Regions from separate parts of the Mus musculus genome. Here all the other regions are linked to region 3. Evidence: chromatin loops called from intact Hi-C (ENCODE). Cell type or tissue: left cerebral cortex. All regions are shown on one strand.

Evidence for each region. Hi-C counts contacts between places; a loop is a spot of excess contacts. Peaks named below come from ENCODE experiments on the same cell type or tissue, not always from the same donor. Only the 100,000 strongest peaks of a DNase experiment are listed, where the experiment ranks them.
Region 1: it touches region 3 in a loop (12-fold over the local background); 2 of 42 quality-filtered maps call a loop at or near these places.
Region 2: a loop joins it to region 3, with 4 times the contacts of the local background. A loop is called at or near these places in 9 of 42 quality-filtered maps.

What each region holds. Positions count from the first base shown.
Region 1 is chr8:69,787,609-69,795,608 of GRCm38, reverse strand. Atp13a1 (ATPase type 13A1) reads right to left here and starts at 4,446. Exons shown (of 26, transcript NM_133224.2): 1 at 3,968-4,446; 2 at 1,771-1,860; 3 at 1,489-1,679. The coding sequence starts at 4,354. In left cerebral cortex, no CTCF peak of the experiment used is centred here; a DNase peak (open chromatin) is centred at 4,428; H3K4me3 peaks cover 2,216 bases; H3K27ac peaks cover 1,219 bases.
Region 2 is chr8:69,712,211-69,720,210 of GRCm38, reverse strand. It overlaps Zfp869 (zinc finger protein 869), which reads left to right and starts at 3,309. Exons shown (of 5, transcript NM_001039965.1): 1 at 3,309-3,443. It overlaps Gm51532 (a long non-coding RNA gene), which reads right to left and starts at 3,104. Exons shown (of 2, transcript XR_003947396.1): 1 at 2,458-3,104; 2 at 415-680. In left cerebral cortex, no CTCF peak of the experiment used is centred here; DNase peaks (open chromatin) are centred at 3,160 and 3,679; H3K4me3 peaks cover 2,998 bases; H3K27ac peaks cover 1,537 bases.
Region 3 is chr8:69,649,979-69,657,978 of GRCm38, reverse strand. It overlaps Zfp964 (zinc finger protein 964), which reads right to left and starts at 3,423. Exons shown (of 4, transcript NM_001177527.1): 1 at 3,383-3,423. The coding sequence starts at 3,385. In left cerebral cortex, a CTCF peak has its summit at 3,966 (motif pointing right); DNase peaks (open chromatin) are centred at 3,127 and 3,547; H3K4me3 peaks cover 1,407 bases; H3K27ac peaks cover 485 bases.

The DNA of each region.
Region 1 (8,000 bases), 140 kb before region 3:
TTCAAGTAGCTTGTCCCTAGGGTGTCTCCTGCAGCAGCATGTGGCCACCTAGTCTGACTTGGCCTCCTCTGCTCTACTCTCAAAATTCCAGAATGCTCACAGGCTTCCCACAGTGGTGGGACCTGAGAAGAGGGAACCACGGAGTACCCTGGAGTTTAAAAACAAAAACACCCACAGTGATAGCATAAAATCTGTCCCAGGCCATTAATGCGGTCACTATCAGGGTTGCAGAGACCAACAAATGATGCTTCTCAGACTGGATATGGTAACATCTACATTTACTGAAAAGCAACAGAGTCATGAAAGAACCCCAGGGGTATGACTCAATGGCAGGGCCCCTATCTGACATGTTCCAGGCACCAGGTTCCATATACAGCTGCAGAGAGAGAAAAAACAATCTGCTAAGATCTCCCCAAGTTCCCTGACTGAGCACTGTCAAGGGTGAACACCATGTGGGCCATGATGCCAAATATCGGTGTTTGGTGCCCAGCGTTCAGCTGTCCTATTGCAGCTGCACATTGGCACCTCTGTGTTAGTAAAAGGTTAACGGAGAAAGCCTGTGTGGAGCATCTGCTGTCCTACGCAGCATAAAAGAGGCACCCATGTGTTTTGGTGTGTTTTCCTTTGCAGTGCTGGGTGAAAGCATTCTAGTCCATTAGGCAAGCACTCACCCGCTGAGCTGTGCCTCGCTGCATCACCATCATTTCTAATGTGCTGAGATGCACATAAGCATAAACATATGAATTAGAATCTAATTCTATGCTGGGTGGTGATAGTACACGCTTTTAATCTCAACAATCAGGAGGCAGAAGCAGAGGTATGTAGATCTCTGTGAGTTTGAGACAAACCTGGTCTACAGAATGAGTTCCAGAACAGCCAGGGCTACACAGAGAAATCCTGCCTCAAGGATTTCTCAAACTCATGTTGTCAGACTCAAGGGAAGGAAGGGAGAAAAATAAAGAAAAAAACCCTCTAATTCCATGATTGTGGGGGAGGGTGGGCCAAAGACATGGCTTATGGTGAAGTGCTTGCCTTAAAAGCATGGAGACTATGTTAAGTACCAGAATCCATGTAGAAAGGCAAGCATGGACTTAACAGCAGCCCCGGGGAGGGAGGAAGGGAGGGAGGGAGAGGGAGCACCACTGCTGCTGCCTGTTGTTTAGTGAGCTCCAGTTCAGACAGACCCTCTTAGAACACAAGGTGTATGGCTCCTGGCGATGACACCCGAAGCTGACCTCAGCCTCCACATCTATTTGCACACACATGCATAATCTCCTTTCCCCCAGTCAAGCTCCTGGCTTTCTGAGGGCCCTGTTGGCAAACAAGCTTGGAGGAAGGCAGAGCAGAGCAAGTTTTTCCAGTGGGGCCATAGTCACTTAGCATTCTGGGTTAAAAAGCAGAGCTCTCAGCCCTATTGCCAGGGCTCAGTGACCAGGAACACAGTAGGGCGGTAATGCACAGTGGGCTACAGGGAAGACAGGGACTCACTTGTTGCTTCCAAACTTCTTCTCTGCAGCTCGGATCTCTGAGTCTTCCTGGAAGCCTCTGTTGCTTTGATAGTAAGAGAAGGCATTCCCCACTGGGAAGGCCACCGGAAGGAACTGCTTTTTCTCCAGGGCATCATAGGAATATTTGATCTTCTGGAATTCAAATGACAGCACCTCCAGCCCATCTTCACCCTGGGGTGGAAGGTGTGTTTGTGGCAGAAGTCCCCTGACCTGGGGACACTGCCTGTCCCACCTACCCTGCAGGACATAGATCCCTTCCTACCTTGTCACGGTGCAGGGCCACAAGCTCAGTGGAGCCATTGTTGGGGGTTGGCACCACCTTCACAAAGGTTACTTTGTTGGGATCATACTCCTGTCAAAAACCAAAGACTGTTACGGAGCCCTTCTTACCTCTCAAGTACACGCCCCTCATAGGGTCAGAGTGCAGGCATGTCCCTAGGCTTGCCATACCTCACTTGACCACTACTTTGTATTATAAGGCTCAAGGCACAGGGCAAACTCCCCACCTAGGATTCTGGACCTGACTGAGCTCAAGTCCATACGGAACTTCTCCACTGCTCTCCATTCACAAGACCCACATCTTGCCACTTCCCACTTACCGCCACACTGGCTCTCTCTAGCTTGCTCACTGCTCCCCAGTATACTGAACACCAGCTTGCCTGAGTCCAAGCTAAGAGTCTTGGTATCTGAGCAAGTTCCACCTATAGCCTGTGAACTCATGCAGCCAAAGACAGCTAAGGACGTGGTGTAAAACCATAAGCAGACTTAAAACACCTCGAGATAATTTTTCTTGGAAAATGGATCCGCTCTCCTGATCCATTCAGGCTTTTGCTCAAGTGTCACCTACTCGGGAATCCTCCCCAGGTGGCTCCATCTGAAGTTCCCTGGGAATCTTACTGTTATCTGCCTTCTGCAGTAACAAATGATTCTACCTTCTTCCCCAGTGGTTTTATGCATGCTACTTTCGTGACACAAGAAACATTCCCCCATTCCTCCACCTCTGGTCAGCCTTGCAATGACTAGAGGTGGAGGTGGGACACAAGGTGGTGGCCCTGAAACTAACACTTGATGATGAACTAACACAGCGGAAGATGGGTAAAGGTGCCACGGAGGGTGCCCCCCCATTATAGGTTACCTTAGCTTTCCTCAGTGACCCCGGAGGGAGGTGTTTCAGCTTTCACTGTACAGTAGGGTGAAACTGAAACCCAGTGAAACCTAGAGAGAAGCAAAGCCTGATCTGCCTCCTCACCCAAGGCTGCTTAGCTCTTCCCTCTCCTCCTTTCTAGAAAAGGAAGTTCTCAGCTACAGTCCAAAGGACAGCTAGAATGCTAGGGACCGAATGTCTCACACATGAGCGCAAGCGCTTACACACACACACACCCATCTATTGACCCTGGGTGCCAAGCTCAGAAATTTGGGCCCCTCTTCAGGGATAAATATTAATGAAGGAAACAGGATGCCTTCTCTTGGTACTAAGAATTCAATGCGCACACATAGCCATTGAGGGTGTATATGAGGGTACTCAGGATTTCCTTCAGTCACTGACACTGCCTCCCTTTTCTAAAGACCTACCCAGAACAGATATTGGTGTGCCAGGCTTCAAATCTGGTGATCTGTAGTGTGCTCACTGGGTATTACCCTCAACCTAGAGTACCTTAAAGTCAGTGCTTCCTGTAGTGACACTATGTTTAGAGTTCTGAATTTAGAATCACTGCACCATTCTGACAAGCCCTCATCTTAACCATACCTTACCGATAACTTGAGACTCTACGCTATTTTAAGTCACTTACAAGTAGTTCCTGGCCATCTTCAGCACCAGAATGAATTACACTCTCTTTTGGGTCTAGCAAGGGACAGACAGAAGCTGAACACTGGGCCATAGGACTTGGCTTCATACATTTGGGGGTATTACCCCACAGGTCTAATCTAACACTTAAAAAAAAAAAAAAGAAAGAAAGACCAACACAAGAGTAGAAGCCAGAAATAGTGACACAGGCTTTTAACCCGAGAACTCTGGAGGCAGAGCTAGGCGGTTCTCAGTGAGTCCTAGACGACCCAAGGCTGCATAGTGAGATCCTATCTTACAGGAAAAAAAAAAAAAGAGTAAGAAAAGAAAACCAAAACCAAGGTAGGAGATGACGGAGAAGCAAGGCGGAACCGTTCCAAGAACAATACACCATATGGGAGCTAAGAGAACAATTCACACTAACAGTAGCATATGGATCCTGCTCTAAGTGTGTTCCAGGTGTTTCTTGTGAATCAAAATAACCAGCCACAACTGCATGGCGAGTCACAGCGGGGTCAGAAGTAGGCCTGAGCCATAGGACAGGGGGCGCCGCTGGAGAATCGAGCTGTTAAGATTGGAGACTCGCAAGCCCGCGGCAGCCCGGTACCCCCGCTAGGCCCCATTGTGCCTGGGTCCCGGTCCGGGTCGGGGTCGGGCGCGCGCGCGCACTTACCGGGGTGCAGGTGAGCGCGCAGTGCGCGTGCACAGACCAATGCCCCGACAGGACAGTGAGTGCGTGCGCGAGGCAGATGGTGGCGAGCGCCAGCAGCGCGGCCTCGGGTATCTGGGTCCAGCTGCTGCCCCATCCCCAGCAACCGCTGGCGGCGGCGCCCAGCCAGGCTGGGTACAGCAGCCCGGCAAACGGCAGCACGGTGAGGCGCCGCAGAAGCGCCAGCCGCCGGTACGGCCACACGGCGGCCACCAGTTCGTCGCCGTTCGCTATGAGTGCTGGCCCGGCAGCTAGGCCCGGCCGCAATCGCGACCCAGGCTGAGGAGACCCGTTGTCCCGGGCCCCGCCAGGCCGGGCTCCGCAAGGAACCGCGTTGCCCACCACCGCCATCTTTCCCAGCGCTGCGCTGGCTTCCGGCAGAGGCACCGCCCCACTTCCGGTCTATTACTTCCGGTAAGGTCTGAGCGCCACCTTGGAATAGGAAGCGCCTAGGTAAACCGTTAGGTGGGTTAACACAAGTGTCTGTTCAGGGCGCCGCCATGACAAAGAAGGTACCAAAGGTCCAAATCAGCTTGCTAAGGTCGGCCGTGGCGAACTAAGAACGCAAAAGATGTAGACGGGCAGGGCGGGATTGACATCAGCAAGAGACCCTGAAACGGAAGAGCCCGTCCCTTCTCAGCAACTTTTCCGGCATCTATCTAGGAAAGAGCCTCCGTTTGGGGAGGAGAAAAGCTTACCCTAAGATACAAACTTTAGGACTTGGGACCTTTTGAGGGCGGGTTTGGGAGGAGGCGGAGCTTTCGCAAGGTAGGGTTGAGGGTGCCTTTTCCATGCAAGCCATACGGTAATAAGTACACAAGGTCACATTAACATAAATGGAAAATTAGGTACTTATGAAATATACTATGATGCTTTATGCAACTATTCTGTACAAGTACTGTTATTTAAACACAGCCATAAGAAGGTTTTGAAGATTTAAAAATATATAAGTATGTATCTGTCTCTGTGTGTGTGTGTGTGTGTGTGTGCGCGCGCGCGCTGTGCAGTTCCTACGGGGCCCTAAGAATTCGTCTGAGGTGGGAGCGGGTAAAAAAAAAAAAAAAAGAATGTGTCTGAATCCTGGATTTGGAGTTACAGTTAGTTGTGAGTGTGAGTTCTGGGAATTAAATACAGATCCTCTGGAAGAGCAGCCAGTGCTGATAGTGGCCGCTGCCTTTGACTCGCGAGTGCTGGCCACCCTACCCAGATCCAATATAGATCATTTTTATTCTTTTTCAATGTTATTTTGCTTGGTAGTGCAGGGCATCTCATGTATAAGCAAAGCTGAAGTAGGAAGATGACAACTTCAAGGTCATCTGAGAACTTAAGGAGACTTTTTCCAGACTTAAAAAAAAAAATAAAAGTGTTGGCTAGTTCAGTGTTAGAGTGCTTGCCCAGCATTCTTGAAATCCTGGGTTTCATTCTTTGTAAAAACAAACAAATAGAAAAACTCACACAGCCCCCTGACTGCAGCCTGCTGTTGCATAGTGATTTTCTCTCAGTTGAAATGACTGGAGGAAAGTTTGATAAGAGGACTAAGGAAGTTCTAAAGGCAGGCCTTGTCTCCTCGCTTCTCTTCACTCTATCCCACCCCAGGGGATTAGTCTCCAGTCCTTGGGCTTGGCAGCAAATGCTCTTGCCCTCTGAGCCTGCTCTCTACAGAGAGGTCCGTTAAGACTCAGGAAATAATTCAGAGGCTGAAGAAATTCCTGAAACCTTAGCAGGTGCAGCAGGCTCACTTCTCCCCGAGGTTATTAGGCAGGCAAGTTCATTGCAAGTACGGCGGAGAACTCTAGGTTTGCAGTTTGGAGTGATCACCATTTGGGGGTGTGCCTTCACCCCCAAATGACCTCTCAGTCATCCTTGCCAGCCAAGTTTAAGCAGCCACTAAGCCATATTCCTGCGATAACTCCAGTAAGCTCTCTGATTCATTGACTTGAACTTCAGTGTTTTTTTGTTTTGTTTTGTTTTGTTTTTCGAGACAGGGTTTCTCTGTGTAGCCCTGGCTGTCCTGGAACTCACTTTGTAGATCAGGATGGCCTCGAACTCAGAAATCCACCTGCCTCTGCCTTCCGAGTGCTGAACTTAAAGGTGTGCGCCACTATGCCCTGCTAAACTTAAGTGTTTTTATTACATTCATCTGTCATCTCTGGGGTGAGTTGACGTTTGTCCACATCTCTGTAGGAATAGTGTCACACAGCATAAATGGTGCCTGCACAACTGGGACTGGTAGAACCAAATAAAGGGAGAGGTAAGTGCCTGCTCCCTTCCTGGGCGCTGAGGCTGGGCCTGAGGCTGGTTCGTGTGAGGGAGAACATCTGTGGGTGAATCCCGTTATGGCTAGTTCTCCCTGTGGTGGAGAGTGATATGCTTTCCTGCTGTAGTGGTGGCTGCACGCTTCCTGCCATAGATGATAGGACAAGCAATCATGCATGAGCCATCTGACATCTGTGGTGGGAATCCCAGGGTGACCATCTTGCTCTGCTTGGAAAAGGGTGTCCTGTCTTTTTGATGAACAAGATCTACCTCGTGTTTGGGGATGATGTAATAATGTATTACAACTCTTTTTTTTTCACAATATTTTAAGCATATTTTATTTACATTACTTATTGAAAATATCTGGTGTACTGGAAATGATAAGAATCTTTACATATTTTACTTTCCATTTTTTTCCCATTACTTTATATATAGTAAGACGGCTCTTATAAGTCTTTATAAGGGAACCGGAAGCCATAGTTCAAGGAGCCTAACTTTAAGTAAGACAATTAGTAAGGACTAGGATATAAACCTGTTTGTAGAAGACAATATATTACATTCAAAGACAACAGGCTTTGTAGCCGACAGAATAAACATTAGAAGCTCCAAGGGATGGTCCTCCATGTGTCTCATGATGCCTTTCCTTTGAGGCATCAGCAGTGCCTGACCATTCCACACCCAGGCCACTTTCCAGGGTTCAGTTTACAGTCAACCACCTTGAAAGATGAAGCCAGACATAAGCCAATGGATCCCCCATTTTCAGAATTCCTCTTCTATATTTTTGCTTCTTTGCATTGAATGGGCACTCAGAACATTTGCTGTGAGCAAACTCTTGAACTCTTCAGATACCATTGTGACCTTTATTCTAAGACTCAAAACCAAGTGTAATGGAAGCAGCTCATATTCCTTATCTCTGTATGCTCTGAATAGGTGGCTAATGCTCTGGTGATTTATAGCTAATAACAACACTTGAGACAGGTGACATTATCCTTAGGCCTAGACATGGTTAGTGGTGTTGCTGTAGACAGGAAGTAATGCAAACGGATTCCAACCTTCAGGTTCTTAGTCACCCCTCTAGAAGTTACCAGTGGTTTTTTTTTTTTTCTTTATATTACGTATTTTCTTCAATTACATTTCCACTGTTATCCCAAAAGTTCCCCCCCCCAACTCCCCTACCCACCCATTCCCATTTTTTGGCCCTGGCGTTCCCCTGTACTGGGGCATATAAAGTTTGCCTGACCAATGGCCCTCTCTTTCCAGTGATGGCCGACTAGGCCATCTTTTGATACATATGCAGCTAGAGTCAAGAGCTCTGGGGTACTGGTTAGTTCATAATGTTGTTCCACCGATAGGGTTGCAGATCTCTTTAGCTCCTTGGATACTTTCTCTAGCTCCTCCATTGGGAGCCCTGTGATCCATCGAATAGTTGACTGTGAGCATCCACTTCTGTGTTTGCTAGGCCCCGGCCTAGTCTCACAAGGGACAGCTATATCACGGTCCTTGCAACAAAGGCTTGCTAGTGTATGCAATGGTGTCATCGTTTGGAGACTAATTATGGGATGGATCCCTGGATATGACAGTCTCTAGATGGTCCATCCTTTTGTCTCAGCTCCAAACTTTGTCTCTGTAACTCTTTCCATGGGTGATTGTTTCCATTTCTAAGAAGGAGCAAAGTGTCCACACTTTGGTCTTTGTTCTTCTTCAGTTTCATATGTTTTGCATATTGTACCTTATATCTCGC
Region 2 (8,000 bases), 62 kb before region 3:
CCGTGTCTGCTTTCTCAGGAGTGTCTCCAGTGTCCTTTAAGCCCTTCTTCTGTATGCTGATGATTGTATCAGTTATGCCTGTGGTTTCAGAGGTGTGGTTTTGTTTGTTTGTTTTTGAGACAGTGTCTCACCATACAACCCTGACTGTCTGGATATTGCTATGTAGACCATAGAACTCAGAAATATGTAGACCATAGCCTCAAACTCAGAAAAATGCCTGCCCCTGCCACCAGAATGCTGGGATTAAACGTGTGTGACACCAAGCCTGGCTTGTGTAATTACTTCTTAGCTATTGCTTGCCTTTTTGCTACTGTTTCCTGCAAGCTCTCTTTCCACCCCTTGGTTTCTCTATTCAGTGAAGAATTAATGTAGTGACAACTTCAGAATTTTGGTTTCTTTAAAAACACAGAAATATTATAAGAATGTGTTTTCATTTTAAACCAAGGAGTGGAGATATGGGACACTTCAGACTGTCCAAAGCAGCTGACTACGATTTGCCTCATGCTCTAGCAGAGGTATGGTATTGCCAGCCGCAGATAGTTTCTGCGATATTGTGTGATACTGTGATGTCTCTGTGACATTCGGAATTCTGAGAACTTTTCGGAGGGTACATGAATGCTAGCTCCCCAGGAGCTGGAGCAGGTGCTCGTTGGCCATTTAGGGAGGTTGGTTTGTAATTGCTGTGGTCAAAGAAGAAACAAAAGGAAAGACATTAGATTTAGGAATTCATTCTCTCTCTCTCTCTCTCTCTCTCTCTCTCTCTCTCTCTCTCTCTCTCTCTCTCCCTCCCTCCCTCCCTCCCTCCCTCTTTCCTATTTAGTGATGGGGTGAAATGGGGTGGGGTGCGGGGGTAAAGGGTGGGAAAAGAAGAATCCACAAAGTAGCAAAGACCAGCTACAAATTACAGAATGAAAAGTTTGCAGTCTACATGCAGAAGATTATTATTATTAAGATTATTATTGCTCCAGATTGCCCAAAGCTATTTAGGGAGACCCTGTTTAAAAAACAAAAAAGCAAAACAAAAAAAAAAAAACCAAACCAAGCCAAAAATCTTCCCTCAAAAAGCACATATTCACACAAAGCCACAGTCTCCTGTACAACAGGTGGGTGTGGTGTTCAGAGAGGGCGCACTGTGGCCCTTTATGAATTTCATGTGATTGGTTTTTCTGCATGTATGTATGTGCACCGTGCATGCCTCTTCCAGGGAGGTCAGAAGAGGATGTTGGATCCTGTAGGGCTAGAGTTACTGTGAGCCATTATGTGGGTGTTGGAAATTGAACCCAGATGCTATGGAAGAGCAGTCAGTGCTCTTAACTTTGGAACTATCTTTCCAGCCACCTCCCCCAAGTATACTTTATTCATACATATAGATTGTGGAGCAAAACTGCACAACTGCAAGAGTGCATTTATCCTTCTAGAAATGGACCAGCCAGCATACATTTAGCTGATTGGTTCATATTAAATGATATTAAAGAATAAAATCTTTGAAGTTTCTATGAAGAAGGCTCTCAGATCCTACCTGGCCTTGTTAGTAGTGGCCTACAGCACAGAGGGCAAGAGGGAGTTAGCTCAGTCAAGCCTACCAGGTGGGTTGTGAGTGACCCTCAGTGGAATGGGGCTAGTGAACGTGCATGTGTGCATGTGTGGTATATGTGTGAAGTTAGCCGTGTAGGTGCATTTACACAATGGAGTACTACTCAGCTATTAAAAAAGAATGAACTTATGAAATTCCTAGGCAAATGGATGGACCATGAGGCAGCTTCTCTTGGGCAAGAATCTGGAGTAAATCCTTGGATCCCAAGTGGATGAACTCCTAATCAGTTTGATTTGATCCAGAGCCACTCTCCTTAGCTATCTGCTTATTTAAAAATTAGCTATCTCCTGTCTTCCTTCACTATTCTAGTGTGGTTTGGTCATTTCTGTGGCCTCGTGGATACAGGCATCTTCAATGTGTAAGGCTCCTTCAAATACTGAAAGATCCTGGCAGAATGTAAAAGGACACAGAAGCCCTGAAATTGGCAAGATAGACGTCAGTGTTAGCAGAACTAGCTTCACTGATTTAGAAAAATAGAGGTGCACAATGCTCTGGCCACTTCTTGAACCTGTGTGTCTGCCAAAGTTCTGACCAGGTGTGTGCCCATTGCTGCACCTTCATTAGACTCTTTCCTTGTACCCCTCCCATACCCATTTCTTGAGAATAGACATTGTTTAGATCTGGAAATCCCCTAATCTCCCCCTTCTCCTTTCCCCCCTGAGGGCCTATAAAAACTGGGACCTCTTTCCCCTCGAGGACAACTCCTCTACCCCTGCGTGGGATATGAGTCGTCCCCAGAGCTCTGGCTTTCCCCGAATAAAGCCTCATGTGGTTTGCAACAAGCTCGGTCTGTCGTGAGTTCTTGGGTGTCCGCTATTGTCCTGAGGCCTGAGCGAGGGGCTCCTCTCGGAGTCTTTCAATACCTTCTGTTGACCTGGAGTAGTCTGTGATTGATACTGGAAGTTTTTCAGGAAGTATATCCCGAATTCCTGGTTCTTTGGCTTCCACCTCCTTTGTTGGGATTGCAGGAAAAGCAACACCACCTTGGTCTTGGAATGGGTTCGCTTCTCTGCTTAAAAAGAAAAGGTGCAACTTGTTATAATTGAGCAATCTTTGGCGTGACTTGCTGAAATTCCTGAAACCCGGAGGACATCAAGTCTTGTTTCGATGTGATAGGGGTTGGGTTGGGCCCTGGTCTAGTTGTGAGGCAAAGTGATCACTGCCTTGGGGAGTGTATGTAATAGACTGTGCACAAAAACAAGGCTTCCAAGAGGAAGAACCTTAAGTACCTACTGAGTGCAAGAAGACAAGCTGTGAAAGTTCTGGGATGCACAAGGAAGTCCTGCTTCAATCAGATCGTCTTGAAGCAGACTTGCATGAACTTGGGTGAAAGCCAGAGTTGGGAAGGTCTGTGTGGTCCACGTCTTTTAATTTCAGTTCATCCACTTATGGGAGCTGTCATTCAGATTTCACTAGCCAATCAGGGCCCTGAGGGCAGGACATTCATTCACAAGGACCAAGCGAAGCTGTTCCTGTCACTCAGGCCCTCGTAGGGCAGTGCTAGCCAATCAGAACCTTCAGGCCAGGCCACTCACTCAAGAGCGCCTAAAGGAACTGCTTCATCATTCAGGGCATGCTAGCCAATTAGAGCAATGGAATTGAGTCATCCACGCAGCTGCATCTAGGGAACTCCTGTCAATCAGACTTGTGGTGCAGCTCTAGCCAATCAAAGCTTCGGGGCAAGATGTCCAATCAAGAACACCAGACGAGACGAGAGGTGGGTCCTATCCGCCGCCATGCTGCAGATTCTGTTCTTAAGCAGGCATCGCGTGGTCCCGTGAGCTGCGGTGTGATCGCCGCTGCCGGGAGCTGTAGGGGGAGCGCAGGCGAGCTCAGCAACCGCGCCATGGTGAGCGCGGGGCCGCTGTCCCCGGATGGGGAGGAGCGGTCGGCTGAGCCGCGTGAGCCGGGGTGATAGGTCCTTCCCGGGGTTGGGGGAGCGGTGGGACCGGCCGGCCGAGCGGACACCCTGTGCGTTCCACTGGGCGACGTGGGCCCCGTCACTGGCCAGTGCTTGTCTCGGAGGACTCTAATCACTTCCGCTTTTCCAGCCATGTCTGCGCAGAGCGCGGGGAGCGGAAGACTCCTCCTAATCAGGGGGTAGCTTCCGGGTTGGTGACGTCACCGCCCAGTGCTGGCGCCCTGTTTGTGCTTTTGGTGTCGCACTTATGACTGCTGTGTTCTCTGCGCTGTGGTCTAGACGTTGTGGGCTTCGTAGGTCTAGCATCAAGTGTGAGTTAATTTTGTGAAATTCTCCGAGTCTTTGTCCAAGAGTTTCTTTCGGATGGTGTCCCAGAAACAGTTCTAGAAAAGATTGTACTACTTTATCAAAGGTCAGCTTGTCTCCTAATTTAAAAAAAAATTTTTTTTTGTGGATCTGTTTATTCTTCCTAAACAGTGTGTTGTCTTGTGTATTTGATTGGAAATGTTACGAGTGTGTTGTGGGTTCGTCTACATTGTGCTAACCATTTTGTGTGTTTTTTTAAAAGTATTTTACATATAAAATTCAGCAATGTCTTTTATGTACCTGATAAGAACTTTTTAGCATTTTGTGGGAATTATCTTAAATCTGTAATTGAACCTGGGAACTGACATTTTTCTGATTGTGTCTTCTGGTCATGAGGATGTTATATCAGAAACAGACAAATATGTTTGTGTATTTCCACAATTTCATAATTTACTGAATAGAAAGTAAAAAGGTGTCACGCCTCTGGTGGTAATCTGGCCAAGGCTATTTTTCCAAGATATTTTATATTTCCAAGATATTCTATCCAAGGTTCAATTTTTCCAAATCCTAATTATTAATATTTTTTCATATCACACGGTAAATATATAATTATATCCACATATGCTGTTTACACAACCAGCATAAGTTAAAGAGGCTGCAGCAGAGTTCAGAGGGTCCCAGAAGTTGGCGAAGAGAAATGCAAGCAGTGTTTCAGTTGATGAGAGAAGTTAGAACACACGACTAGTGAGCCACAGGGGGAGAGCTTTGAATGAAGCCCGAGGATGTCAGGTTTGAAAGTGGCTGTAGTGGTCTATATGATATGAAAGGCAGACTGACTGGTCCTGGTGAACTGACAGGGACTCAGTTGAATTGAAGCTGCGTCCCTGACTAGATCCTTGGCTCACACAGGTATCAGATGATAGGCTGGTTTCAGGCCGTGCCATCCTAGTGCTTGGTGTCCATCCCTTTCTGAGGCCAGGGGAGGGAGATGCATCCTTTTGTATCCTATGTATGGTGTTTCGTTTGCACCGCTTGTATGCCTAGTGCCTGCGGAAGCTAGCAGAGGACATCAGATCTCCTGTAGCTGTAGTTACATATGGGTGTAAGCTGTCATGTGTACTCTGGGAATTGGACCTCTGAAATAGCATCTGTGTTCTTTTTTTTATGATTTATTTATTTTTTTATTTTATGTATATAGTACACTGTCTTTAAACACACCAGTAGAGGTGTATCAGATCCCATTATAGATGACTGTGAGCCACCATGTAGTTGTTGGGATTTGAACTCAGGACCTCTGGAAGAGCAGTCAGTGCTCTTAACCGCTGAGCCATCTCTCCAGACCAGCATCTGTGTTCTTAACCATTGAACCATACCACCTCTTTAGCCTGACTTTTCTTTAAATTAGCATGTGCTTTTGAGATAGAAATTGTGTAGGCAAGAATGACCTTGAACTCCTGGTTCTTTTGCCTCTATTTCCAAGTGCTGGAATTTCACATATAATTTCATGTAAGAGGCATGCACCGTGACACCTATCTGATGTTCTTTTTCCCTTTAACAATTTCATACATGTATAAAGACTACTGTAATGTCCTGCCCTCTGATTTCCCTCTTTGTCCTCTCCTGCTTACAGTTCCCTGTGAAATATCCATGTTTTCTGCCCCCTTCATCTCCTTCTTTGTTTTGAGAGCCACTAAAAAAAACCATTCTGGTTTTAACCAGGATCATCCGTGTGGCTGCAGGTTCCTGCCCATGCATCTGAGCACGGTAGTGGGTACACAGTTGAAAACAATGCCTTTGTTTAGAATCCCTTGGTATCTAAATCATGATGGGCCCAGTCCTGTGTCAGGTCCGTTACAGCAATGCATTGCTGTTGTAAAGTGAGGTCATACAGAGCATTAGCTCTGCAGTGCTGAAAAGTCAACATTTTACATCCCATCTCACTGTCTCTGGGCCTTACTGTCTGTGCCTCATCTTTCACAGTGATCTCAGCGCCCTGGAAGTGGTGGTCTAAATGTCCTGACTAACTGTGCATCTCCGAGTTTGCTGCGGAGGGGCTTCTCTACCTCAGACGGGGAGGAGCAGTTGTTTGTGAGTAGAGCATTATTTAGAAGGTAACTGGGTGCCAGGACAGTTGAGCTAGAACAGTGGTGCAAAGTTTATCCCTCCAGCTGCAGACGTGGGTTTTGGGTTTAGTTTACTATGACAGGGATGGATTCTCTGAAGGAGTGAGCCTCAAGTTCAGTTAGAGAGCCGCCTGGTGTTATCCTCAGAACAGCTATATCACTATTGCTCAGGTGGACACACCTTGCTTGGCAGGTTGGTTTTGTGTGTCGTGGAGGTCTGGGTAAGACATTCTGTGCCTGTCATTCCTCCCCCAGCAGCCTGCTTAGTGCCCAGAGCATCATGAAAGCCAGCCAACAGGGAGGAAGTTCAGTGCCAGTTTGATTTCTTTCTGCATTGTAACCGGTGTGGGGGGCGTCTTCAGTAATAACAGCCAGTTCTGGAGGGCAACCGTGAAGAGCAGGCGAGCCTGTTAGGTCTCCCTGACCTATGGCTGATAAGCAGTGATTCTTTCCTGCTCTGGAGTTACGGCTTAGTAACCATCGGCTTTCAGAAGCATCATCTACTGTAGGATCTCTCCCTTCTTGTTTTTATCATTTGTCTTAACTTACACATGACCTCGCTGTAGCACTGCTGTGTACATGGACAGAGGACTCTAGAGCCTGCTCCGGGAGATGCTTGTACAGTCATGTTCATTGTCATTCTTAATTTGTAATAACCAGGAAATTAAAAACAGCCTACATGTCCAGCTGGTGAGTAGATATTAAAACCGTGTATACATGAAAGGCTTCCATTCAGCTGTGAATAAAACCAAGATGATGAAATTTGCAGGCTAATGGATGAAACTAGATAATAATACTGAATCAGCTGAGAGTTTGAGCTGGGACAGTGAACACCCTGTGTCCCTCTCCCATAGGTGTTAGTGTCACACTTGTCCTTAGATTGCTGTGTCTTAACTTGCAGAGCTTGAAGAAGTAAGGAAAGGGCCACCAGGGAGCTGCTGTTAAGGATGGAGGGAATGGTAGCACAGATAACCAACAGGAAGACTCTGGGTGAGGAGTTTGAACATGGGGGTGCAGGGTGGGCTGTGAGGGGTGTACAGGAGAAAGGATGAGCATGGGGGGCAGGGGGGCTGTGAGGGGTGTACAGGAGAAAGGATGAGCATGGGGGTGCAGGGTGGGCTGTGAGGGGTGTACAGGAGAAAGGATGAGCATGGGGTGCAGGGTGGGCTGTGAGGGGTGTACAGGAGAAAGGATGAGCATGGGGGGCAGGGGGGCTGTGAGGGGTGTACAGGAGAAAGGATGAGCATGGGGGCGGGGGGCTGTGAGGGGTGTATAGGAGAAAGGATGAGCATGGGGGGCAGGGGGGCTGTGAGGGATGTACAGGAGAAAGGATGAGCATGGGGGGCAGGGGGGCTGTGAGGGGTGTACAGGAGAAAGGATGAGCATGGGGGCGGGGGGCTGTGAGGGATGTATAGGAGAAAGGATGAGCATGGGGGGCAGGGGGGCTGTGAGGGGTGTACAGGAGAAAGGATGAGCATGGGGGTGGGGGGCTGTGAGGGGTGTACAGGAGAAAGGATGAGCATGGGGGGCAGGGGGGCTGTGAGGGGTGTACAGGAGAAAGGATGAGCATGGGGGCGGGGGGCTGTGAGGGATGTATAGGAGAAAGGATGAGCATGGGGGGCAGGGGGCCTGTGAGGGGTGTACAGGAGAAAGGATGAGCATGGGGGGCAGAGGGGCTGTGAGGGGTGTACAGGAGAAAGGAACAAGAGTTCAGGAGACTGAGGATGCTGAAAAGCCACACGGACACCTATGACGTCGTTAGCCAAGTGAAATTACTTCTATAAGTTATTCTTGATGGTCTTTTTTGCTAGAGTTAATAAAACATTCTGATTTTCAGTATATGTGAGGTTTCAATTTCAGCACACCGAATAATTTATCAATGTACTGTCTTTATTTTTAAATATTTATTTTTGTTTTCTGGAGATGGTCTTAGTCTGTAGCCCAGGCTGACCTAAAATTTACAAGTTTCTCCTGCTGGCCTTGAACTTGGATCCCTACTGTCTGTTCCCTGAAGGCTGGACTGACAGGCCTGTGCTACCTTCAGAGTCACCCTTGC
Region 3 (8,000 bases):
TAAAATACTTGAAAATGTAGTTAAAATCCACTTAAGTTCTCACCCAAGAAGCATGAATCTAAATCCAACAGTAAATAAGAAAATTGTAGTTTTAACAAATGGTGGTGGCACAACTGGCAGTTACCATGTAGAGAAATGCGAATTGATCCATTCTTATCTCCTTGTACAAAGCTCAAGTCTAAGTGGATCAAGGAATTCCACATAAAACCAGAGACACTGAAACTTATAGAGGAGAAAGTGGGGAAAAGCCTCGAAGATATGGGCACATGGGGAAAATTCCTGAACAGAACAGCAATGGCTTGTGCTGTAAGATTGAGAATCGATAAATGGGACCTCATAAAATTGCAAAGCTTCTGTAAGGCAAAAGACACTGTCAATAAGATAAAAAGGCCACCAACAGATTGGGAAAGGATCTTTACCAATCCTAAATCAGACAGGGGACTAATATCCAATATATACAAAGAAGTCAAGAAGTTAGACTCCAGAAAATCAAATAATCCTATTAAAAAATGGGGTACAGAACTAAATAAAGAATTCTCAACTGAGGAATACCGAATGGCTGAGAAGCACCTGAAAAAATGTTCAACATCCTTAATCATCAGGGAAATAAAAATCAAAACAACTCTGAGATTCCACCTCACACCAGTCAGAATGGCTAAGATCAAAAACTCAAGTGACAGCAGATGCTGGCGAGGATGTGGAGAAAGAACACTCCTCCATTGCTGGTGGAATTGCAAGCTGGTACAACCACTCTGGAAATCAGTCTGCCAGTTCCTCAGAAAATTGGACATAGTACTACTGGAAGGTCCAACAATACCTCTCTTGGGCATATATCCAGAAGATGTTCCAACTTGTAATAAGGACACATGCTCCACTATGTTCATAGCAGCCTTATTTATAATAGCCAGAAGCTAGAAAGAACCCAGATGTCCCTCAACAGAGGAATGGATATAGAAAATGTGGTACATTTTCCCAATGGAGTGCTACTCAGCTATTAAAAACAATTTATGAATTCTTGTTTATTATAAACAAGAATTTATGAAATTCTTTTTTTGTTTGTTTTTGTTTTTTCGAGACAGGGTTTCTCTGTGTAGCCCTGGCTGTCCTGGAACTCAGGATCTGGAGGATATCATTCTGAGTGAGGTAACCCTATCACAAAAGAACTCACATGATATGCACTCACTGATAAGTGGATATTAGCCCAGAAACTTAGAATACCCAAGATAGGCCAAATTTGCAAAACACATGAAACTTAAGAAGAAGGAAGACCAAAGTGTGGATACTTTGTTCCTTCTTAGAAGGAACAAATACCCATAGAAGGAGTTACAGAGACAAAGTTTGGAGCTGAGAGGCAAGGAAAGACCATCCAGAGACTGCCTCACTTGGGGATCCATCCCATAAACAACCACCAAACCTAGACACTAGGCAGATGCCAACAAGAGCCTGCTGACAGGAGTCTGATACAGCTGTCTCCTGTGAGGCTCTGCCAGTGCCTAGCAAATACAGAAGTGGATGCTTACAGTCACCCATTGGACGGAGGACAAGGTCTCCAATGAAGGAGCCAGAGAAAGTACCCAGGGAGCTGAAGGGGTCTGAAGCCCCATAGGAGAAATATCAATATGAACTAACCAGTACCCCCAGAGCTCCTTGGAACTATACCACCAATCAAAGAAAACACATGGTGGAACTTGTGGCTCTAGCTATATATATAGCAGAGGATGGCCTAGTCTTTCATCAATGGGAGGAGAGACCCTTGGTCCTTTGAAGGCTCTACACCCCAGTATAGGGGAATGCCTAGGCCAGGAATGGGAGTGCATTGGGGAGCAGGGGGAGAGGGGAGCAGATAGGGGATTTTCAGAGGGGAAACTAGGAAAGGGGATAGTATTTGAAATGTAAATAAAAAAATAAAATAAAAAATACTACAAAAAAAGAAAGTTGTAGTTTTAAAACTGCAAAGCTTGCTTTAAAAAAAATCAGTTTTTTTTTTAAACCATTCCTTTCTGTGTGCATGTGTGGCTATGCATTGCCATGATGCATGTATGAGGTGAAGGGACAGGAGTTCAAAGAAATTCTGTGGTTCTCGATTCTCTCCTTCTACCAAGTGGCTTATAAGGATTAACCCCAGGTCTCTGGGCTTGGCAGCAAAAGATGCCACCCACAGAGAGATTCGGAGGAACCAAGAACCTAAGTATTTTGTTTTTTTCTTTCTTCCTTTTGAGATAGGTTCTCACTATGTAATCCTGACTTGCCTGAACTCACGACATAGACCTGGCTGACCTAGAACTTACAGAGATCCACCTGCTTCTGTCTCCAGAATACTGGGATGAAAGGTGACTCCCAACCAGCTCAGCAAGAATCTAAGTTCTAAAAGGAAAACCTTGTTCACTTGATGGTAAGCGCCTTGAAACACTCAGGGTCACACCACCTAAGGAACACCAGTGAACACCTGGTCAGACTGAAAACTGCTGCGGAAAGTCATGGAATTGCAAGGATGTTAGAATACGGGTACAGCCCTGGGAAAGAGCAAAGCAGAGATTCATGATTCACAACTTCAAAACTGACTTAAAAGCAATTATCATTAAGATAGGATAAAGCTGCAGATAGGCCTAAGGAGTAATAGAGCACTTACCCAGCATGCTATGCAAAGCTGTTGCATCTAACTTCCAGACTGTGGGTGGGAAGGAGTAAATATTTTTTAAGAAAAGAAAAAATAAACTATACTAGGCTCTGTGACAACCTGAGTTCTATCCGTTAATCGCGGAAGGACAGCACTCATTCCATAAAGTTGTCCTGTGACCTTACACCTTCCTCACTCTACACACACACCGGGGACACACACCAATAAATAAGGCTGATTTAAGTAGGAGAGAGGGAGGGGGAAGGAGAGAGCTGCAGCGCACGGCAGGGGTCCTCCACTTCGTCTACTCGCTAGTCCCGCTCCACGTTTCTCTCCCTTGTCCTGGGGCAGCCCAGGCTGTCCCCTCTCCTCCAACAGCTGCGGGTTTACTGTGAAGCCCGCACGCAGGGTTACAAGTGAGTGCGACGTTAAGCTGTCACAACCCGCACTAGGAGAAACCTGCGCCGTCGAAGGAGCTGTGGGCAGACCAGCTCAGCACCGAGCGACCCCGCCCACGCGGGTGCTCTGGGCTCTGCAGCGTGCTGCCCTCGTCTCTCCGGGCCAGCCTGGCTCCCTCTGGCCAGCCGCAATCCGTCCGGGGGGAGCTCGCGGCTTCGCCTTTTAAACTCTAATCTTCGCACCAAGCCGAACTTTCCCAGACGCTGGACCCACCCCTCCCCCAGTCCCAAGGAGGACCCACCACCCCGGCTCCCGCGGCTCAGCCGGCCGCTCTTCCCCTTCTGGGGACTTCGGCCCTGCGCTCACCATGGCGCGGCTTCGAGCTCGGCCGCGCTCCCCTTAGCTACGGGCCGCAGTGGCCACAGCGAAGGGGGCCGAACCCGCTGCGCCTTCTCCGCTTCCCAGCGGAATGCACAGCGGGATTGCGATGGAGCCCGCCTCCCACCGCTCCCTGGCGCTCCTGATTGGATGGCTTGTCTGGAGGCCCTGATTGGCTAGGGCCCGACTTCGCTCAGCTCGGGAGAGATTTGCATAAAAGCCAGACCTGCCTGCTTCTTGCTGGGTACTTTAGTCTTCGGTGATCTCAAAAGCTTAGTTCCTATTGGTCTTGGGTCGTTGGTGTCCACAGTGCATTTACCAACTCAACGTCCAGTGTAGTGATTTCTTGCTTCAGACCTAGAATTGTTATAGGACCTTGGGTATGATGTATTCCGTGGACCTGGATTTTTATTCAGGGAAGCCAAAAAAAAATTTTTTTTTTTTTAAGGCGTGAGCGCCACCACTGCCTGGCTCCTTTTATTTTATTTTATTTTTTTTAAAGATTTATTTATTATTTTATGTAAGTACACTGTAGCTGTCTTCAGACACACCAGAAGAGGGAGTCAGATCCCGTCATGGATGGTTGTGAGCCACCATGTGGTTGCTGGGATTTGAACTCTGGAAGAGCAGTCGGGTGCTCTTACCCACTGAGCCATCTCACCAGCCCGGAAGCCAAAATTTTTGATAGTGGTCTGTCAAGTGGGGCTTGGTGGTTGGTACAAGTCCCCTTAATCCCAGCACTCATTCTGCTGGCAGCGAAAGACAGATCTCTGTGAGTTCTAGGCCAGCCTGGTCTACATTGTAAAAATCTGGGCTAGTTAAAGTTGCACAAAGTCTGGTCATTGTTAGAGGCCAGAACACACTGGCTCCTCATCAGCTCTTTCTGGTAGAGTTATTAAGACGCTATCTGTACTGTGATTTTACAACTCTTAACTTATAATTCAGTCCAGTATCTGGTCCTCTGTGCTCAACTTCACAGCTGGAAATAAGATAATAACAAATTCCAAGCGACTGGAGAAAAATGAAGGCGTTTTAAATATTCAGTTCTTCAGAGAGACACGGAACCTTAGAGAAAAGGCAAAAACGGCTGTGAATTTTGGCACAAGATTTTTTTTTTTAAGTCCCCCTGGGGGAGAAATTTCTGTTCTTTGTTTCTCACAGGCCAGTTCTGCTATTTTCTCAAATTTCCCATCTCCCTGGCTTAGGGTACAAAGCCTTATCTAAGGAATAACTCGGGATTTGAGGCTTCCTCTTTTCCTTATCATGATTTAAGTTACATAGTAAACCATGGGTAACTCCAAGTCTCATTATGGGCCGGTACCAGCCAGCGCTTGGAAGAAACATGCCCAGCACCTACTGCTTATCTGTAACTGGTGAACTCTAAATGCACTTTATACTGAAATGGACAATGACAGTCCAATTCAGTGGTTCTTGACCTGTGTGTCATCAGATCATCAGAAAACACATATTTACATTATGATTCACAGTAGTAGCAAAATTATAGTTTATACAGTAGCCAAGAAAATAATTTTATGGTTGGGGGGATCACCACATCATGATGAACTATTAAAGGTCATGGCATTAGGAAGGGTGAGGACCACTGTCTCACACCATCACATATGCTAGCTCAGACTAAATCATGTGGTGTTTAACTTTAATTTTTTCAAAACCTATTTTTAATGATGGTTCTTAAATGCTTTAGCCTTCCTTCTAGCCCACCACCCTCCAGAGGTAGTGGAAAAGAAAGGATACAGGAGAAGTGGACCTGTTTAGAAAGGTTCTTTGGAGAACCTTCCATCTGCATTGTCTGGAAATCTGCAGTTCAGTTCACAGGTCATCAACAGCAGCTCGATTCACTTGTAAACACTTCACAGATATACCAACAGTCCAGTTTGATAGAGTTGGGATAGCAAACATGAGTCAGCAGTGGTGGTACTATTTAGCAGAGACAGCCAGGCCTCAGCCTCGGCAGCAGAAAGGACCAACCAGCAGGAACGCCAGGAAGAGTTCTTGGCTGTGCTTTTCTCAGCGAAGTGAAGATCATCAAAGAAGTCAAAAGACCAACACGTGATGCACAGCTAGCTCTATAAGCAAGCCTAGCTCAGCCTCAGTCACTGTGCACTGAGTCCCTTTTATACCCTCTCCAAACATCATGAGTTCTCTTTGTGCCTTGCCTAAACACATGCCATACTTCAGCATGTATGTCTGTCTCAGCTAACATCACTCTGCCAATCAGCCCAAGTCTGCAGAAGTGGCAAGAAGCTGCAGCACATCACCAGGAGTTTTTTGGTGCATTTATCTCTATGGAGTTCTGACAAATGCAGCTCAACTGCACAATGTAAGGTGGACCAATACATGCGTGTGGTTAGCAAAGAATCCTTCATCACATGTCCTTTCATGTGCTTGCTTTAGCAGAGCATCTTTTCACATGTGTCCACTTCAGGAAAACACTCCTTCACGTGTTTGCCTCAGCAAAACCCCATCCAATACAACAAACTCTCCAAAGAGCCCTTACATTTCTACTTTGTAGTATTGAAATGGCTGACACCCAAAAGCCAATATTTCTTTAATATACAAAAATTAAATATTTCTTTATTGGAGGGATGTTGAAGTCCCCTTTGTAACCCTTCTTTTTTTAAAAAAGATTTATTTTTTTATTATATGTAAGTACACTGTAGCTGTCCTCAGACACTCCAGAAGAGGGCATCAGATTTCGTTATGGATGGCTGTGAGCCACCATGTGGTTGCTGGGATTTGAACTTGGGACCTTCGGAAGAGCAGTTGGCACTCTTAATCACTGAGCCATCTCGTCAGCCCCAGTAACCCTTCTTATTGAGGGGGGAAATCTCTCTTAATCTTAGCTTTAAACTACCCCTTTCCTTTTTTTTTTTCCTCCTGTTTTCTCTTTTTCCAAGTAGGGTGTGTCTTGGTTACATTTTGTCCACTTGACACAACCTAGTGTAATCTGTGAAGAGGACCTCAGGGTATTTTCTGGATCAATGGCTGATGTGCCCAGCTAACTGAGATGGTACCGGTCTTAGTCAGGGTTTCTATTCCTGCACAAACATCAGGACCAAGAAGCACTTGGGGAGGAAAGGGTTTATTCAGCTTACTCTTCCACATTGCTGTTCATCACCAAGGAAGTCAGGACTGGAACCCAAACAGGTCAGGAAGCAGGAGCTGATGCAGAGGTCTTGGAGGAATGTTCTTTACTGGCTTGCTTCCCCTGGCTTGCTCAGCCTGCTCTCTTATAGAACCCAAGACTACCAGCCCAGAGATGGTGCCACCCACAAGGGGACCTCCCCGCTTGATCACTAATTGAGAAAATGCCTTACAGCTGGATGTCATGGAGGCATTTCCCCAACTGAATCTCCTTTCTTTGTGATAACTCCAGCTGTGTCAAGTTGACACACAAAACTAGCCAGTACAGTACCCCTGGTCCTGTGTTCTAGAAGAAAGCAGCCATATCTCCATTGCCTATGCTTCAGCTCCTGCCTCCAGGTTCCTGCCTTGAATGTCTTCCCTAACTTCCCTCCATGATGGATTGTAGGTGTAAGCTGAAATAAACCCTTTCCTCCCCAAGCTGCTTTTGGTCCTGTTGTTTTAGCACAGCAATAGAAGGCAAACTAAGGATCAAACTTTAGCCCTGGATCGCTTAGAACTCACAGATACCCTTCTGCCTCCGACTTCAGAGTGCTTAGATTAAAGGTGTGCCAGTATTCCTGTCTCCTTTCTGGATTTAAAGAGAAGCCTCTTCTTTCCTGTAAGGCTCCCATTCCTGATGTCTCTCACATAAATTGTATTGTTTCTCTCCCGTGCTCTTCCACATCAAGGCCAGACCATGGGCTTCAGGCCCTTTCTAACAGAGCTAATTCCTGAGGGGTAGTGTTGACTTGGCTGCTTTCATGAGTCAACATCTATTTTAGTTACTTTTCTGTTGCTGGGAAGACAGTGGGACCAAGGCAACTTATAGAAGAAAAGTGTTTATTTGGGGCTTATGATTTCAGAGGGTTAGAGCGGCAGATGGTGGAGCAGCAGCAGCAGGTGTCTGGGGAGCAGCTAGAGCTCACATCTTGAAAGACAGGCAAGAGGCAAAGAGTGCACTGGAAGTCCACACCTCCCAGTCTGTCCAGAACAGTGCCACCAACTGGGGAGCAAGTCCTCAGTATGAGCCTGTGGGGGTCATTCTCACTCAAACCCCCACACATCTGTATCTAACCCATACATCTTCTATAGCTAACTGATTGCTCATCCCTAACCTCTCAAGCTGCACATTTCAATGTAAAACCAAAAACACATGCCAAGATCGATGTTACCTAATCCCAGAACACAGGAGGCAGAAGCAAAAGAACCATAGTTCAAGATCAGCTATTGCTACATAGCATGTTTGAGATCAGTAGGGGCTAGCTGAGATCCTGTCTTGAGAAAACTTCTAAATAAATAAAACATATCAGATATTAAAAGTTGAAATAGATAACACATGTTGTCTTAGTTTAGAGTTTCTATTGCTGTGGCAAAACACCATGATCAAAAAGCAAGTTTGGGAGGAAAGAGTTTATTTGGTTTATATTTCCACATTGCTATTCATCACCAAAGGAAGTTAGGA